Linked DNA regions of Homo sapiens: region 2 is linked to region 1. Evidence: read pairs that join two places in POLR2A ChIA-PET (ENCODE). Cell type or tissue: A673. All regions are shown on one strand. Links, peaks and the distances in the headings refer to the core of each region. The heading gives the core; the rest is flanking DNA. Region 1 has its middle 15 kb from the start of FIGNL2. Region 2 overlaps ACVR1B (activin A receptor type 1B).

Region 1 (5,372 bases), core at 107-5,106:
GGGCTCAAGCAATCCTCCCACCTTAGTCTCCTGAGTAGCTGGGACTACAAGCACACACCACCACACCTGGCTATGTTTTTTTGTTGTTGTTTCCTTTTTTTTTTTTTTTTTTTGTAAAGACGCGGTTTCGCCGTGTTGCTCAGGCTGGTCTCTAATTCCTGGGCTCAAGTGATCTGCCCACCTCGCCTTCCAAAGTGCTCTGATTACAGGCGTGAGTCACTATGCCCAGCCAAAAAAAAATTTTTTTTAATAAATGTAGATTTTGGTGTTGCCTCCTGGCTTTTAAATCTTGACAACTATTTTTAAAAAAGTTTAATTATGTGAGTGCCCTAACTACACAGGACACAAACATAATGGGACTAGATTTGGCCCACTGGCCACCAGTCTTCAATGGCTTCAGAGTTGCTGGAAAGCTATTGGAAGTTGTGCAAGGAGGGAAACAATCCGAATAACAGGCCTGAGTTTTAGGACACTCGCTCAGGGGCAGTGTGGAGGAATGGACTGGTAGCAGAAGGTGAATGGGGGCAGTTGCAGTTGTCCAGGCCAGAGGGGCTGAGGCCTGAACAAAAGTGGCTGACCGGGAGATGGGGAAGACTCCCCAGGCACACTGTAGGGATCTTCAGGGATTGGCCCACCCTGGGAAGTTAAAGGTTTAAAGTCTCCTATCCCTTTGTCCCCTCTGAGGGATTGCAAAACATCATCATCTAGTGGGTGGAGAGGCCTATTTAGAGTTGGATACCCCTGGAAATTCCCAAGGGTGGGTGCTGGCAGGCCACCCCATGGGGCTAGTAAGACATTCCAAACTGCCTGCAGAGGGAGGGGTTGTCCTGGGGGAGGGGCTCAGGAATCTGGCCTGGCCTTCAGGAAGACCCCAGCCAGCCCTAATGGGAACCACACGTGGGGTGAGTTTGGAATCCCGGATTGCCTGTGACGTTTGGCTTTGGAATCGGACACTTGGCTGGGGTCGCTCCTGACCTGCTGAAGTCTGAGGCCTCCCAGCCCCAGCTCTCCTCCTAATCGCTGCCAGACGCATTCTGCCCTGGGGCCTGCCTGGTTTCTGGAGAGAGGGTGCTCCTTGGACCCCACTTGCTGTAAGATCATCATCTACACCCTGGGGGAGTAGGGGTCCTCAGGCAGGAATTCCAGGCTTCCTGCACGGCCAAGGGTTGATGCTCTCAGAGATTGCCGACCAAGAAGTTCCTTCCAGTGTCCATCAAAACAGTATTCCCTGAATTTACAACCCTCTTGGAGTCCTGATGGCTTCTGGCCTTGCAGAGACCGGTACCCTCAGCCTCCACCCCTCCCCTGCAGCGTCTGCGGGTGCTCTGTGGCTCTGGCAGTCGGAGCCTCCCCCCATGCCCCACAGGGTTAATTCCTTGCACCATCCTCAGGCACTAGGAGCAAGGAGCAGTCCAAAGGGCAGGGGACAAGCCCTGTGAACAGGTGGTTTGCTCCTGAGGAGTCCTTGAAAATCCAGAGGAGGGAAATGAGTCTCTCCTAGCACACTTCCCAAGACTTTCTCTTCCTCCCGACCCAAATACCTCCTTGTCTGAGGACTAGAGCTGCCGCGTGAAGAGATGTGTCAATACATCATAGAGGGCCTAGAAAAACTCTTGGTCTTTATTTGAGTGGCTCACCCAGTCCTTGAGCCATGGCTGTCATCACATCTGCTAAGCCCTCTTCATAACCCTCTGACTATTGTGTGTGTGTGTGGGTGGAGGATGCAGTTTCTGCTTAAGTCCCTGACACTCCCAAGGGCCCCCTCAGGCCCAGCCCCCTCCCCCTTGGTACCCTCTTTGAGAACTTCCAGGCAGCCTGCTCAGCATCAGGCCAGGGGCCCAGGAGCTCGGACAGGCTGCATTCCTGAGGGCAGGGAAGAGGAGGGGAGGACTGTACAAAGCCCACTACTCCCTTCCAGCACACACCCGGAGCTGCCCAGACTGATGCTCTCTCTAGCCACGCTGAGGATGGCCAGTGTAGCTCCATAAAAACCCGGCAGTAGGGCCAGGGAAGTAGGGGCTCTTCTAAAGATTAAGCCTTCTGTGCCCTGGAGCTCTTCCACTCCCGGTGGGACCTAAGGTTCCAGCATGAATAGGAGCTCATGGTGGGCACTGGGTAAAGGGTCGTGCGGCGAGGTGACCAGGCGTTGAGCAGACACAGCCCCCTTGGCATAACTTAACATTCCTTCTGCAGGGCAGCTCAGTCTCCCAAAAGTCTCTAGAGAGGGCGCAGGGACCTCCAGAGAGAAATCAGACCCAGCCGAATGGAAGCCCGGCAGCCGCTGCAGAAGCTGACAGCACGCTGGGGAGGAGCGGCACCTCCTCTGGAGCTGAGGATTCGGGTAGTCCCTCCAACCCAGTCCGTCCCCATCCCCCAGCCCGATTTCGGGAAGCTCTCCCAATGAATATTTAATAGCATAGCGCTAGGCCTGATTGAATTTTAATGCTGGCGACCCGAGCCCGGAGCCCAAGTCCAGGCAATTAGTCAGGAGCCATTAACGCTGACGGAGCTGATTTACGGGCGGGACCGGGCCCCGGGCCGGGGGCGCCCAGGATGGCGGGCGGCCGGGGATTGGGCGGACTGAGCCTCTGCGGCAGCCAATCTTTGCGGCTGCCTCGGCCTACTTTGCATCTCATTTGCATAGCGCTCCCAGGGGCAGCCCGGGGCACGGCCTGGGGAGGCCCTGTGCCGGGGGTCTGGGAGGCGGGAGGGTGATGGGGAGTGGGGCCCAGGCGTGGCCCTCCTCCCGGGGCCGGACTAGAATTTATGGCAAAACCTCTCTCGGTTTGCACGTGGAATTCCATCAGACAATCCCGCTGTTCCCTGGTAGGGTCCAGGTCTGAGGGCAAATTCCAAAGGCAACGGAGGGGAGCAGAGACCAGGGCCGACCTGGAAGCCAGGCAGCTCCGCTGCGTCTCGGGACCTAACAAAGGGCGCCGCGGTTAGCAGAGGGAGGAGCCTTTCCCGCCCTTGCTGTGTGCCAGGCGCTGTGCCTGCCTAAATCTCCACTTTCCTGCCCTGCTGCCCACCCCCTCCCGGCCCCGCCCTCCTCCCCCGGCCTCTCAGAGGGGGCATCTACGCTGATGGGAATGGAGCTGGTGGTTTTCAGGGTTTTTGTGGTTTTCAGGCTGGATTATGCCCCAGAAGGCTAGGGAGGAAGCCAAGGGCCCTCGGAGGAGACGGCCCTCCTCTCCGCCTTGCCCCTCATCCCTCTGACCTGTGTGAATGAGCTGGGACTCAGCCTGGAGGGCTCTATTGAACTATGCCCGACCTCTTAAATCATAGGTCAAGGATTTAGCTGGCCTGTCTGCTGCCACTCTGGCAGGTGGCCTCCTCCTCGCCAGCCCCACCCCTTTCCCAGCGGGTCCACGGAGCTGTGGTGGTGCTGCGGTGGAAGGCGGCATCCTTCCCTTTGCAGTCAGGCGTCCCCATGGGGTCAGACCTCCCTTGAGCTGGCACGGAGAAAGCCCACGGTTTGTACTGGGGGCATGGGCAATGGAGTAGGGTGGATAGAGCTCTGGGCTGGAAGGCCAGAACCTACACGGAGGCAGTGGGGAGGTTGGCAGAGAATGGAGAGACATTAGTCAAGGAAGGCTTCCTGTTAGAGGCAGGGCAGAGTAGAGACTGGAAGGGAGGGAGGGAAGGGGTCAAGGAAAAAGGAAAGGAGAAGAAATCTTCCACAGGGGATCATCCTGTTTGAGGCAAGAGAGAGTAAGCTGAAAGCCCAAAGAGCCTCACGCTGAGTTTGGTATTCTAGTGCAGAGGCTCAGCAGGAGGCTGCCCTCCTAGGCCTAACCCGAAGACGCAGGCTGTGAAGGGATGAAGGGATGATGACCTTATTATCACCGTTTAAGGAGTACCTGCTATGTGCCAGGCACTATGCTAAGCACTGCCAATATATTGTTTCATCTAATCTTGTTTTTTTCTTTTTGTTATGTTTCATCTAAAGTTTTGTTTTGTTTTGTTTTGTTTTGTTTTGAGACGGAGTCTCGCTCTGTCGCCCAGGCTGGAGTGCAGTGGCTGATCTCAGCTCACTGCAACCTCTGCCTCCCGGGTTCAAGTGATTCTCCTTCCTTAGCCTCCTGAGTAGCTGGGATTAAAAATGTGCACAACCACGCCCAGCTAATTTTTGTACTTTTAGTAGAGACAGGGTTTCACCATGTTTGTCAGGCTGCTCCCAAATTCCTGAACTTGTGATCCACCAGCCTCAGCCTCCCAAAGTGCTGGGATTTTAGGCATGAGCCACTGTGCCCGACCTCATGTAATCTTTATAGCAACCCAATGAGCTAAGTATTTTTAGAATTCCCATTTTACAGATGAGGATACTGAGGCTCCGAGAAAGGTGGTAGTTTGACCCAGATCACATAGCTAGTGGGTGGCAGAACGCTTGCTCTTGTCCACCACGCCGTACTGCTCACAGATACCTCAAACTTACACTTTTTCACCCCCCAAACCTGTTTCTCCTACTGTATCTCTTCTCTCCTTTTACCGGCACCTACCTGGTGATGAAAACAGATCCTGCATGTAATCTTTGCCAAAAGCCTGAGAAATGATCCCATCCACATTGTCACCCATGCCCGAGTGCTTGGCGTTATCGATCATTTACAGTCCCAAAGGTTTCTAAGTTCTGTTCCCTCCTCTCTGCCTGCCCCTGCTTGGTTCAGGCTCAGGTCATCCTTGCCAGGGCCAGGGGAGGTACACCACATTGAACCTCCGTCTGCGCCAGGCTCTGTGCTAAGAGCTTTCAGGCATTGTCTCTGCATCAGCCCTCTCCAGAAGCCTAAGACTAGGTCCTTTGATTACCAGGGTCTCCATTTCACAGATGGGCTGGGGAAGGTTGGGGAACTGTGGGAAGAAATCCCCAGCTATACTGGGCCTGATGGTGGAGCAGCAAGCAGACCCCACCGGATCAAGCGCGCTTCAGAGTCTCTTGCCTTCTCAGCTGCTCTTCAAAACCCACTTCCCCAGGCTGGTTCTGGATGCCTCTCCTCCCCCTTGACATAAAGGTGTTTTGGGCTTCCAGCTATGAGAGACCCAACTTAAAAATGGCTTATACAGCATTTATAATGTCACAAAACAAGAAGTCCCAAGGCTGTTGGTGAAGTCAGTGGCTCAACAGTGTTATCAAGGACCTAGGTTACTTCTGTACTTCTTTGTTTCTTGTTTGTTTGGTTTTCTTTTTCTTTCCTTCTTTCGTCAACTTTATTGAAATACAATTTATATGCAGTAGGATGCACAGATTTTATTTTATTGTTTATTTGTTTATTAAGACAGTGTCTCCCTCTGTCACCTAGGCTGGAGTGCAGTAGCACAATCACAGCTTACTGCAGAATTGACCTCCTCGGGCTGAGGTGATCCTGCCACCTCAGCCT
Region 2 (5,372 bases), core at 71-5,070, 94 kb before region 1:
GAGAGGATGGAAAAGAAATGAATTAATTCAATTAAACAAACTTATTAAGTACTTGAAACATGCAAGGCTCTGTGCAGGCCGAAGCCATATAACAAATAAGCCAGCTCCCCGCACCAATTCTTTGGGCATGGAGAGTGGGAGAAGACAACTATAAACAGTGCAACTCCAACTACCAATACAGGCTGAGGGGAAAAGCAGAGAGGATGGAATCACTGACCGGGAGAACACAAGAGGACGAAGGTCCACACTGGAGGACGCTGGGTTTGGCTAGGAAGAGAAGTGGGGAGAAGCATTCCAGAGAAAAGGAAAAGGGAAAGCAAAGGGCTGTGAAAAAATATTAGCTACACTGGGTTCAGAGTAAATTGACAGTTCGAACAATGCCAAGGTTCCAGCCAAAGGCAAGAAGAGTCAGGGAGACTAAGACCAGATGAAACTGATTGCAATGCTAAGCTAAGGGGTCTAGAGTTGATCCTAGAAGCCACACAACCTCTAGGTCAGACAAACAGGGTGCATTTCCAAAGTTAGATCTAGCCGTAGGATGGAAAACAAATGGGAGATTGAAGGCAGAGAGCCTGGTTAGAAGGTCACTTTTACAGTACTCACAGTTTATAGCACAGTACAATATTTAGAGCACATGTTTTGGACTTGGATAGACTTTGGACCCACTGCTTAACTTCTCTATGCCCTAGTTTTCTCATCTGTAAAATGGGAATAAGAGCCCCTAGCCCCTCAAAGAATAACTACATAGAGTAAATGATACAACACAGGTGCTTAGCATAATACTTTAGTATATAGTAAACATTCAGCAAATCAGATGCTTTTATTACAATTGTCACCTGAACTCCTCATAGTTTGTGGTAGTTCCAACAAGCAGAAAAAAAGTCCATTTGTGTGTAAACTTTTTTTTTTGAGACAGGATCTCACTCTGTCACCCAGGGTGGAGTGCAGTGGTGCAATCATGGTTTGCTGTAGCCTCAATCTCCTGGTCTCAAGCTATCCTCCCACCTCAGCCTCCCAAGTAGCTGGGACCACAGGCACACGCCACCAAGCCCTTGTAATTTTTAAAAATGTTTTGTAGAGACGAGGTCTCACTATATTGCCCAGGCTAGTCTCAAACTCCTGGACTGAAGCGATCCCCTGTACCTCATTCTCCAAAGTGTTGGGATTACAGGCATGAGCCACTGTGGCCGGTCTCTGTGTGTAAACTTCCAAAGGGCAAGGACAGACTCTTTCCTCAGGATCCCTCTCAGCATTCAGCTTGGTGCTAGGCACATCCTGGATATCAGAAATGAACACTGACTGATTACAATTCAATCTTATCTTCTACAGGTATAAAAGGTAATATGCAAACATATACCAAAGCAATATACAAGGATGTGGGGCAAGGTGAGTCCTCTACCACAAAAAAAAAAAAAACCCAGAAAATACTTCAATTCCCAGATTCCTCAACTCAAACATCCCAAGCACCTAAAAAACTTATTTCCAAAGCATCCACAATCCCCTCTCCCCTCCACTCACAAATATCTAGAAAAAAGTTATAGTCAGATGAAAGCCACATGTGGTCAAAGGATTTATTTTTATATGTGAGTGATGGGATGGCTGGGCACCAGGTCTCAAGTACCCTCATGCCTATCTTGGGGTATTTCTCATTATTCCCCTCTCTTGCTTTACCTATTTTCACCATCACCATTTGACTCACCCCCACCCAATGCATACATTTTTTAAACCACCACCTAGTTACTATTTCACAGTTCCTACAGGTCAGAAGTCCAGGCACAGCACCGACAGTGCCAGTTAGGGCTGCCTTCTCATCTAGGATTGGGTCCTCCTCCAAGCTTACTGGTTGTTGACAAGATCCACTGCCTTGCAGATGAAGGACTGAGGTCCCCATGTTCCTCCTAGCTGTCAGCTGGGAACCACTCTCAGCTCCTAGAGTTTGCCTGCAGTTCCTTGCCATGTGGCTGTTGGGATCGGCAGTTCACAACATGGACGTCTGCTTGCTTCCAAGCCAGCTGGAACATCTGATTTCCTCTTGTGCAATCAGCTGAGAAATCTCTCTGCTTTGAAAGGGCTAGTTCAATCAAGACAGACCCACCATGATAACCTCCTTTAGATGGCTAAAGGTCAACTGATTGAGACCTTAATTCTATCTACAAAGACTAGCATTTGACTGAATACCTGAAGCAGGTGTGTGTACACCAAACATGGGGAATCTTGGGGAAGTGAGGAGCAGAAGGTGGACTGTAGTAGGCACAACTGCTTTACATTTTATACTTTTGTTTATTGTCCACCTCACCTGGCAGAAGGTAAGCTTTCTGAGAGAAGGCAATTTTGTCTCCTTTCGTTTACTACTGTATCCCTAACACCTGCAACAATGCCTAGTATATGACAGGTGCTCAATAAATATGTGTCAAGGGACCCTTTGGATCAGGGGTCCCCAACCCCTGGGGCCACAGACCGGTACTGGTCCACGGCCTGTTAGGAACCAGGCCACACAGCAGGAGGTAAGTGGCAGGCGGGTACCTGAGCTCTGCCTCCTGTCACATCAGCGGCGGCATTAGATTCTCATAGGAGTGGGAAACCTACGGTGAACCGCGCATGCGAGGCATCTAGCTTGCATGCACCTTATGAGAATCTAACATGCTTGATGTGCCTGATGATCTTTCTTTTCTTTTTTTTTTTTTTTGAGGAGTCTCACTCTGTTCCCCAGGCTGGAGTGCAGTGGCGTGATCTCGGCTGACTGCAACCTCCGCCTCCCGGATTCAAGCTATTCTCCTGCCTCAGCCTCCTGAGTAGCTGAGATTACAGGCATGCGCTGCCACTACCATGCCCGGCTAATTTTTTATTTTCAGTAGAGATGGGGTTTCACCATGTTGGCCAGGCTGGTCTTGAACTCCCAACCTCAGGTGATCCACCCACCTCGGCCTGATGTGCTTGATGATCTGAGGTGGAACAGTTTCATCCCAAAATCATATCTCCCCTACTTCCCCTGTGGGAAAATTATCTTCCACGAAACCAGTCCCTGATGTCAAAAAGATTGGGGACCACTGCCCTAGATCACCATGGTAGGTACTCAACATGCATATGTTTAGTTTGCAGTCTGGAAATGGGACTTCTAACTACATGTATTAAAATTCTGGTTTAGTGAAATTCTACAATTTTATTTCTACCACTTTTGTATACAGTTCTAACAAAATATGGTTAATGCAAATTTATTTGTAACCCCAATATCAACATTCATGGTACCTTCCTGCTCACTGACAGCCATGCACAGAATAGTGAAACATCTGAAACACCCACCACATGCATTCCCAACTGAGGTCAAACAAGGCAACACCCTGCCTTCTTGTTTCAGCTGGCATACTGTAAACAAGTTATCCTTTCTGCAGTATATTTAGTGTCATGCTTTTCATTGATGATTTTGCTGTATAAAATGGTCCCCCACAAGTAGTGCTGAAGTGCTGTCTAGAGTTCCTAAGTGCAAGAAGATAGTGATATGCCTCACAGAGAAAATACATGTTAGAGAAGCTTAGTTCAGGCATGAGTTAATAGTGCTGCTGTCAGTAAAGTTCAATGTTAATGAACCAACAATATATATTAAATAAGGTGTCTTTAAACAGAAACAAAGCCAGGCATGGTAGCTCAGGCCTGTAATCCCAGCCCTTTGGGAGGCCAAGGCAGGAGGATAATTTGAGCCCAGGAATTTGAGACCAGCCTGGGCAACAAGTGAGACCCCATCTCTACAAAAAATTTAAACATTAGCCGGGTATGGTGGCATGTGCGTGTGATCCTAGCCACTTGGGAGGCTGACAAAGGAGGATTCCTTGAGCCCAGGAGTTTCAGGCTGCAGTGAGCTATGATGTTTTTGGCTTTTTTTTTTTTTTTTTTTGACGGAGTCTCACTCCGTTGCCTAGGCTGGAGTGCAGTGGCGCAGTCTCCGCTCACTGCAACCTCTGCCTCCCAGGTTCAAGTGATTCTCCTGCCTCAGCCTCCTGAGTAGCTGGGATTACAGGCACACCACCACACCTGGCTAATTTTTGTATTTTTAATAGAGACGGGGTTTCAGCATGTTTGTCAGGCTGGTCTCGAACTCCTGACCTCATGATCCACCTGCCTCGGCCTCCCAAAGTGCTGGCATTACAGGCGTGAGCCACTGTGCCTGGCCTATGATACACTCTCGTACTATACAGCCTGGGTGACAGAGCAGGACACTGTCTCAAAAAAATAAAAATTAAAAATAAAAATAAACAGAAACACATGAAACAGGCCAGGTTCAGTGGCTCATACCCGTAATCTCAGCAGGTGAAGCCCAGGTGAGTGGATTGCTTGAGCCCAGGAGTTCAAGACCAGCCTGGGCAACATGTCGAAACCCTGTCTCTACCAAAAAGTAAATAAATACAAAAATTAGCCAGGTGTGGTGGTGTACACCTGAGGTCTCAGCTACTCAGGAGGCTGAGGTGGGAGGATTGCTTGAGCCTGGGAGGCAGAAACTGCAGTGAGTGAGATCATGTCACTGGACTCTAACCTGGGCAACAGAGCAAGACCCTGTCTCAAAAAAAGAAAAAAAAAGAAACACATAAAATAAGGTTATGTATTGACAGGTTGAAAAAGTGACCAGAGGCTCGCAGGAACCTAGCCCTGTATTTCCCCTAGGAGCAATGGTTGAAGATTTGGTAATTCAGTTCTACAATTCAACTTTATGGAACTACCACAAATAACAAGACTGTATTAGCCCCATTTTACAGATAAAACAATGAAGCTGATAGAGAGGTGAAGTGGCAGCTCCAGGCACACTATGGCACAGCATCCTGTTTTATTTTCTTCACAGCACTCATGGACTGATAATTGTGTTTACTTATTTATTTTCAGTCTAAGCCATTGCAATTATAAGTTCCATAATAGAGATTTAGGGACTTTTGTTCATCTTGTTCTCTGTTATTTCCCCATGCCAAAAACTGTTCCAGGCACATACCCAATCCAATGAATAAAGAAATCTCCTATATGTTAACTGTGTAAATATTAGGTGTGATGTTATGGTTTAAAGGGAAAGGCAGTTACTTTCATTATGCTAAATTCAAAATATTTAGGGAGACAAATGCAGGCTTAAGACTGGGTGGACACTAAAGAAAACCAAAAAGCCCAGAGTTGCCTAAAGTGGCACTGTCTCTGAACCCTAGAGAGCAGATAAAGATTGCCTGGGATGGAAACTTCACAGCTAAACCAAAGTATGGCAACTCTACAGAGTAAAGGAAAGAAAGATACTCTCTGAAATCATATTTTTGCTTAGCACACCATTTCTCCATAACAGAGGAGAGAGAGCAGACATGGACAGAAATGGTGCCTCTGAAGCCAAAGCTCAAGTTAAACCTGCA

Evidence for each region. Peaks named below come from ENCODE experiments on the same cell type or tissue, not always from the same donor. Only the 100,000 strongest peaks of a DNase experiment are listed, where the experiment ranks them.
Region 2: POLR2A ChIA-PET joins it to region 1 with 7 read pairs; 2 of 35 experiments call an interaction of 5 or more read pairs at or near these places.

The regions. Positions count from the first base shown.
Region 1 is chr12:51,861,530-51,866,901 of GRCh38, reverse strand. No RefSeq gene overlaps it. Among named protein-coding and RNA genes, the nearest start is that of FIGNL2, 15 kb to the right of the region's middle. RefSeq lists an enhancer at 3,378-3,898. In A673, for the core only: no CTCF peak of the experiment used is centred there; a DNase peak (open chromatin) is centred at 2,401; H3K4me3 peaks cover 572 bases.
Region 2 is chr12:51,955,959-51,961,330 of GRCh38, reverse strand. All of the region lies in intron 1 of ACVR1B (activin A receptor type 1B), which reads right to left. Among named protein-coding and RNA genes, the nearest start is that of ACVR1B, 6.9 kb to the right of the region's middle. In A673, for the core only: no CTCF peak of the experiment used is centred there; no DNase peak of the experiment used is centred there; H3K27ac peaks cover 864 bases.